3 separate regions of the Mus musculus genome follow, and regions 2 and 3 are each linked to region 1. Evidence: chromatin loops called from intact Hi-C (ENCODE). Cell type or tissue: gastrocnemius. All regions are shown on one strand.

The links. Hi-C counts contacts between places; a loop is a spot of excess contacts. Peaks named below come from ENCODE experiments on the same cell type or tissue, not always from the same donor. Only the 100,000 strongest peaks of a DNase experiment are listed, where the experiment ranks them.
Region 2: it touches region 1 in a loop (2.3-fold over the local background); 7 of 42 quality-filtered maps call a loop at or near these places.
Region 3: a loop joins it to region 1, with 2.1 times the contacts of the local background. A loop is called at or near these places in 2 of 42 quality-filtered maps.

The regions. Positions count from the first base shown.
Region 1 is chr8:94,484,730-94,487,229 of GRCm38, forward strand. It overlaps Nlrc5 (NLR family, CARD domain containing 5), which reads left to right. Exons shown (of 49, transcript NM_001033207.3): 12 at 1,903-1,986. Among named protein-coding and RNA genes, the nearest start is that of Nlrc5, 13 kb to the left of the region's middle. In gastrocnemius, a CTCF peak has its summit at 1,397 (motif pointing left); a DNase peak (open chromatin) is centred at 1,365; H3K4me3 peaks cover 447 bases; H3K27ac peaks cover 386 bases.
Region 2 is chr8:94,396,124-94,398,623 of GRCm38, forward strand. No RefSeq gene overlaps it. Among named protein-coding and RNA genes, the nearest start is that of Herpud1, 11 kb to the left of the region's middle. In gastrocnemius, no CTCF peak of the experiment used is centred here; a DNase peak (open chromatin) is centred at 1,404; H3K27ac peaks cover 405 bases.
Region 3 is chr8:94,277,019-94,279,518 of GRCm38, forward strand. All of the region lies in intron 3 of Nup93 (nucleoporin 93), which reads left to right. Among named protein-coding and RNA genes, the nearest start is that of Mir138-2, 46 kb to the right of the region's middle. In gastrocnemius, a CTCF peak has its summit at 1,478 (motif pointing right); no DNase peak of the experiment used is centred here.

The DNA.
Region 1 (2,500 bases):
TCAGGGGTGTGTTTTATCATCTCCTCTCTGTGATGGACCACATTTTATAGAGAAGGAAATTAAGGCACAGAGGTAAATTTGCTCAAGATCAAACAGGAAGGAAGCATCTGGCCTGATAGTCCCAGCCCCTCCTCGTGAATTCTGCCACTACCTTTGTGGCCATCAGTAGAGTGGGACTCCTCCTGCACTCAGGCAACCCATTCTTTACAAGCTAAAGAGGTTCCCATGATGCCTGTCTCCTGAGCATGGCTTAAGAACTGGTGGTGGTCATTACCTAGTGATAGGAAGGGAACTCCACCAAGACAGTCCCAGGAAGTCTCCTAAGGGATGTAAAGACAGAATGGTGGGGTCTCCAGGTGGTGGTGGCGTACGCCTTTAATCCCAGAACTTGGGAGGCAGGGAGATTCCTGAGTTCAAGACCAACCTGGTCTATATAGAGCGAATTTCAGGACTGCCAGAGCAACACAGAGAAACTTTGTATCTAAAAGCCAGAGTGTGAAGTATTTAGGGGTGAGTTGGCCCCAGCTCAGGGTATGGTCCATAGGGTGAGTCTGGGCAATCATCTATTGGTTCATTACTTTGTTTCATTGGAACACTAAGGGAGACAGCATTACAATGTATCAAAGATGGGCCAGCAAATGGCTTAGCAGGTAAATGCACTTGTTGCCAAGCCTGGCCACTCTGAGTCCAAGCTCCAGGGCCCACACGGTGGAAAGAGCGAGAATCAGTTCAGAGATGGCTTAGTGGCTGATTGCTTGGGGCTCTTCCAGGAAGCCTGATTTCAGTTTCAGTTTCCATGTTGGGCTGTTGTAACTGCCTATAACTTCAGTTCCAAGGGATTCCGAGCCTTCTGGCATCCATAGGGACCCATACATGTGGCACACACACACACACACACACACACACACACACACACACACTTACATACCAGAATTTTAAAACAAAAATGAAGGCATGAGATATTTCTAACCCCCTTGCCACGACTGAGCCTGGTCCCCTCACTTGCAACAGGACCCCAGCCACCCTCTCAGCTCTGTTCCCCCCTACTGCCAATCCAACTTAATCTCAAGCCTGGCTCATCTCCAGTGTCTTCATCCACTTCCTTTGTTAGAACCCGCATCTCTCACCTAGTGACCCATTAGCTTCTGCCTCACTATTGTCCCAGCTCCCACCATGGCATTCTCTCCCTGGCAGAATAGACAGAGTTTCACTGCCACCTACACCATCAGTCCCTCCCTCTGTTCAGGGTAAAGCCCAAATCCTCAAATCCTGCGGGACCCAGAAACCTGCCCCAACCTCCACAGCCCCTTTCTAAGGCCTTCCCCCCCTGCCCGAACCCCACCCTCACTCTATTTCCAGTCTAAGCACACTGGCTCCCTCTGGAGGCTGGTATGTTCTATGCCACAAGGTCTTTGTGTTACTCCCACTACTAGGGACAAGCTTCCCAGATCTCTCCCTATGGAACTCCTGGGATTTCCAGCAAGTAGTTAAAAAAAAAAAAAAATCAAGCCTCTCTGACCTTACATTGGGTCAGATATCCTCAGAATTAGGGAAGTGATCGCAAGAAGCAATTATGCATGTGGCAGAATACAGGAATTGTCAAAGGGGGTCCTTTGAGGCAGGCTTGTCTGGGTTCAAACCCAAGCCCACTCTTGAGCAAATCCCTTAAGGACTCTGTGCCTTGTTTACTCAGCAGTAAGATGAAGATACACTAGCTGCTGCTTCATAGACTGTGAGTATGAAATGTGCCACAAGTGTGTAAGTACCAAGGCCATTGCCACATGTGGAGCTGGCAGTCTTTAGTTATTATAAAGTTCATTCATGAGAACAATGGTCTGACTAAAGCCAGGGTTGGGAGAGGGGGAGCACTGCAAGAGAGTCTCCATGGTGCCTCTATCTTAGTCTTTCAGGGAACCATTTGGAAGATGATGGCTGTCGACTTGTGGCAGAGGCTGCTTCACAGCTTCACATTGCCCAGAAACTGGAGTGAGTTGTACTTCCCACTGTTGGGTAACAAGGGGAGCCAGGAAGAGTCCCATTTTTGTCCCTGCCACACCCTGCTTTCCATGTCCACGGTCAGCAATAGTAGCAGCATCTATCTACCCAGCTTCCTCTCTCTCCAGCTAAGTTTGGGTGTTGATTATACTTTGCCCTGGCCTCTGCCCTGAACCACCAGTAAGCTCACCATCTAAGTCCACACACATAGCACATAGCATGCCCATGGCACATCTGGCTCACAAGCTAGGTCTGTCCTTGCAACAACTGGCAAGGCTGGAGCCTTGCATGGGCCAGAGCTGAGGTACTGACTGGGTGGGTACTGTGCAGACAGGTCAAGACATTAGCGGACAATGTGACATGTTTGGTTGAGGTGCAGGTGTAAATTGTTGGAGTGGTGATCTGAGAAATCAGGGTGTACAGTGGTGTGGAGCTGGGATAGAGATGGTTGGGTTGTATTGGGGTTTTAGGATCCTATTTGGGTAAGGAGTAGTGAGGTCAGGAA
Region 2 (2,500 bases), 89 kb before region 1:
ATGCCGGTGGTCCTCACCCCTGATAAGCCCCCTCTTTCTCAGTCTGCCCCTAAGCCCTCATGCAAATTCCCTATGATTGACTGTCAAAGGAAGCACCCACAGACCTGCTTCAAAGATAGTTCTGCATGGTAGCTCCTGGAAAAGGACAGCTATTAGCCTAGTGTCTGTCTGGCTGTCTGGCTGTCTGGCTGTCTGTCTCTCTCTCTCTCGTATCCCAGCATCCCAGAGAGATAACAGTGGTATAGGGAACTCTTTCTTGTGGGCAGAACTTTAGGTAATGGCATCATATATTTGGGGGAAGAGAAATAGCCAGAATCACAAGTGTATACTGATTAGACCTTGTTCGTAATTATACTGTGGTGTATACTAATTATATTGTGGTATATGCTCATTCTGTATTGCTGGTTATGGGCTGAGGCTGGTAATTTAGTTGGTTGGGCAAAGACTCTGAAGGAACAGGATTGAGAAGCTGGTGGCAGGAGCCCTGGAAAGAGGCATGAGCAGGCAAGAGTTCATGGTACCTGTGCCCTGTGTGAATTCTCACTAAGGAGTGATCGCCACAAAAAGGCTTTTAGAAAGAGGATGGAGGGGGGATGTTAGGGGGACCTGCTTGTGGATACCAGTTAGGCTCCTTCCCTCACCCCCCCCCATCACCACCATTGTCCCAATGGCTCATGAACAAAGTATCAGGGTGACAGGGATGGAGGTCTTGCCTAGATTCAACATGAATTCTACTAATGGTGAACCTGCTCGCAGCCACTACTGAGCGCTCAGTCTGCCAGTCACAAAAGGATGGTTATCAAGCCCTTTGTTTCTGTGTTTGGAGAGCTGTCTTCTCTGCTCAGTGTTTGATGCCAATGCTATTCTGTCTTCATGGTATTCTGTGAAGCTCCACTTCTGATAAGGACCTCCTTCTCAGTACATGCAGGGGGCAGTGGGTCGACACTCAGTGGGATTTCCTGCCTTATCCTGTTCCCTGTTGCACTGGACCAAATAGTGTTCACTAAAATACATCCACATGGAGCCGGTGAACATGACCTGATTTGGAAATGGAGTATAAACAGAGATAATCTGGTTAAGATGACGTCATATTGGACAGCCTTCTAGGAACAGGAAAATCTGGACACTGGGAGGACAGTCTCATGAAGACAGGCAAAGACTGGACTTGCACTGTCGAATAATGCATCGCCAGCAGCACCCAAAGCCAGAAGGAGCAAGAAGTGGTCTTCCATGGAGATTTCAAGCATGGCCTGTCCCTGCTGATGCTATTTCACACTTACCGCCTACGCTGTGAGGACATATGCCTGTGTTGTCTTGCAATGGCTCCTGATGATTTGTTATGGAAGCCTGTATTCTGAAGCAGCTGGGGAGTGGCCTTCCGTGGACTCAGTTACAGTTACAGCTCCACCATGTGGCCATGCCTTGCAAAGTGGGGACAACGTCCACTAGGGTTGTATGCACGGAATCAAGCCAGGATGGAGAGTGACTCTGCCCTAGTGAAACCTTTGCACCTCGGCCCAGCATCTAGAGGGCATACATAGGTCATGTGGCATATATAAGATTCCTAGGACTTCATAAGAACCTCAACCCCCAAACCAGGAGGCCCGAAGACATTCTTGAGTTCTAGAGGCTTGGAGTCTGGATGTGTTGGCAGGTGCTCCTAGCAGGGTTCTGATGGAAAATCCATTCTGGACCTTTTAGTGTCCTAGCAACATGATGCTCTCTGGGTAAGTAGCTACACCACTCCCCTTCCTTGCTGTACCATCACCTGGCCCAGTCCCCTCCTCCTGTGCCTCTGCATCATCATGTTGTCTTTTAAGGCGATCAGACATTGGATTTAAAACTGAAAATGCCACTGTTTCCATAAAAGCACACACTCTGAGGTTCTGGGTGGATATAGATTAGTGTGTGATAAGTTCTGATCTGAGTGTGTCCCCCCCCCCTCATTTTCATGTTGAAAACAATCTCCAAATTTCATATATTGATGGTCTTTGGGGGTGACACCTTTGGGAAGTAGAGTTAGCTGAGGTCATGAGAGTGGGGCATTCTTGATGGGATTAGTGGCTTTCTGAAGTAGACCCCAGTTTATAGCTCCCCAGTTCTGTCCATGTGAAGGCCCTTCTCCATATTATTATGTAACCAAAGGCCCTCCTGACCAGGTGCTGGCACCTTGACATTGAGCCCCCTAGCTTTGCTGAACTGTGAGCTACAAAAACCTCTCTTCTTCACAAACTATCAGGTTGCATTACTCAATTTTAGCAACAGAAACAGACTAACGCAGGAGTAATTTAACTAATCAACTCACAACAGTGAGCAATGATTAACCTGGGTGCCAAGCATAACATGGCCTGGTTGCTTTGGGCTCCCTGTGCTTTTGCAGTGACAAGAAGGAAGCTACTATATTGGTTGGAGTAATAGATACTGGTGATTGAGAGGGAATTGGGCCACATGGCAGAAGCAGAGGGGAAGATGGGATATGGAAGCCATGTCTCCGTACTGT
Region 3 (2,500 bases), 210 kb before region 1:
CTTATAAAGGCAAGAACCACAAGGCTATATGTACTTGTCCAGTCAAGGGCAAACATACATCCTGACATACCTCCTGCCTGTATGTGACCAAGCACATCCTGTAGAGTTGGGACAACCGAGGTTGTTCACAGATGCAGAGCAACAGCCTCTAGCACTCCAGTGTGTTATCTGCTCTTGGCAAGTAGGGCTTGCAGATTAGAAGCATGTTTGTTTTATAAATCTCCCAAGCATAGTAATTTAAACTGAAAACAACTTTAGTCATAGCAAGTCTAGGAAGAGGCTTGGGAAACCTGGATGGAGACAGATTATGTTTCTGCCCACCTGTTCAGTTTATTCTTGTTATGCTTTGGGGTTTGGTGTTTTGAGACAAGTTATTACTCTGAGGCTCAGGTTGGCCTTGAACTCACAGCAATCTTTCCTAGTACTGGGATTACAGTGGTGAGCCACCATACCTGGCCCCATCCAGGCTCTGAGACTGAAGAGGAGGAGGAAGAAGACAGGAGTCTTTTATCCATTTGGATGTTTAATTTTGCTTTCATTATTTTATATGGTAAAATACATATTGTCCCCATCTTTAATTTAGCAATTTTATTCCAGCCCTGTGTAACTGTTACCAGAGTTGTTAAGAGTCAAAGCCTGGGGCTGGGTGTGGTGGCACACACCTTTAATCCCAGCACTTGGGAGGCAGAGGCAGGCGGATTTCTGAGTTCGAGGCCAGCCTGGTCTACAAAGTGAGTTCCAGGTCAGCCAGGGCCATACAGAGAAACCCTGTCTCAAAAAAAAAAAAAAAAAAAAAAAAAAGAGTCAAAGCCTGGGTCCTAGCTAGGGCTACTCATCCTCTCTAGACCAATTAAAGAAAGAAGTAAGGTTGAAGGACAGAGGACAGAGCCAGATGTGGTGGCTCTTTCAATATGGTCATACTGGGAAAGGAGCAAATGGACCCCACCCCCTCCAAATCTAGCTTCAAGGTCCTGACATGAGGTTTAGGTTAAAACAGAGAACAAGAAGTATGCCTAGCCAAGCAGTGCTAGTCTGATTGTGTGCCTCCCCATCATTATCCGGACTGCAGGCTGGCCTGCAGGGTGGTCTAAGGAGTTGTCAGACCTGTGTTAAGTTTCTGTCCTGGGGACAAGTTCTGGCTGGTGCTAAGTTTCAGCCCTTTTTCTCCCATCAGTGAGATACCTGGGGAAATTGGAATTTCTTGGGTAGTCTTAATAGTTTGATAGCCTATGGGAGAGAGACAGTGACTTTAGAATATCTTCATTCATGACTTTTCCCAAAGGTGTGTTCTTTTTTTTTTTTTTTGGTTTTTCGAGACAGGGTTTCTCTGTAGCCCTGTCACTTTGTAGACCCAGGCTGGCCTCGAACTAGGAAATCCTCCTGCCTCTGCCTCCCGAGTGCTGGGATTAAAGGCGTGCACCACCACGCCCGGCTAGGTGTGTTCTTTGGAGTAAATTAATCATCACCACTAGATGGCACAAGATTCCATCCATCACTACTGTGTACCTGTTAGTTCTTTTTAAAAGGTAGGCTGCTACTGTATAGTTTTGAAAGTATATAATATGTATAATCTATTCTAATGTTTCCTTGTAGAAAGGAATAAAAGATAAATATCAAAGAGCAGAATAAGTGTAATTGGCCCTATATATAACCAAACACAAACATTCTAGAATAAGCATTTTGTCTGACGTACAATGTGGTGGCACAGACCTGTGATACCAGTGATTGGGATGCTGGGCTAGGGAGTTTTAAACATCTTTGGAGAGAGAAATAGCAAGACCTATTGGAGGGATATTGAATATATGTAGATTTTCTTGTCATTATTGCCTAAATAATATGCTATATAAGCTCTCAACCCTAGATTCACATTGTGTTAGTGACCTATGGCTTAAAAATGTTCACAGGTCGCATGCAGATACTCTGCTGTCTGGGGAAGGGTCTGGACCTGTCTTCCAGGAGTTCTGAGAAATGGTTGTGTTGTGGGTTGTGTGTACTACAGAGAGCAGGTAGTCTTTGAGGTACATAGTGGTGTGGTCTTTGTTCATATGTGGGCCGTATCTGAAATCCGAGTCTCATGCACAAATGCTTCATTTAATATGTTGAGATTTTTTACAATATAGCTTTTAAAAGACAAGGAGCTTAAGACTAAGCTGATCCCAATAATTTGTTATTTCTTTTTGCTATGATACTCTTTTATTTTTGGAAATTATAATAAAATTACATCATTTACCCCCTTCTCTTTCCTCCCTCCTGCCCCTCCCATGTAAACCCCCTGCCCCAGTTTTCTTCAAATATATGATCTTTTTTTCCTTTAATTGCTGGTAATGTTGGTTTGCATGAGTGAGTGAGAGAGAGAGAGAGAGAGAGAGAGAGAGAGAGAGAGAGAGAGAAAGAGAGAGAGAGAGAGTGTGTATGTGTGAGAGAGAGAGAGAGAGAGAGAAAATTCTTTTTAATTCAATTGAGGGCTCTGTTTCACAAGAAGTACTTCTCTTTTAAGTGT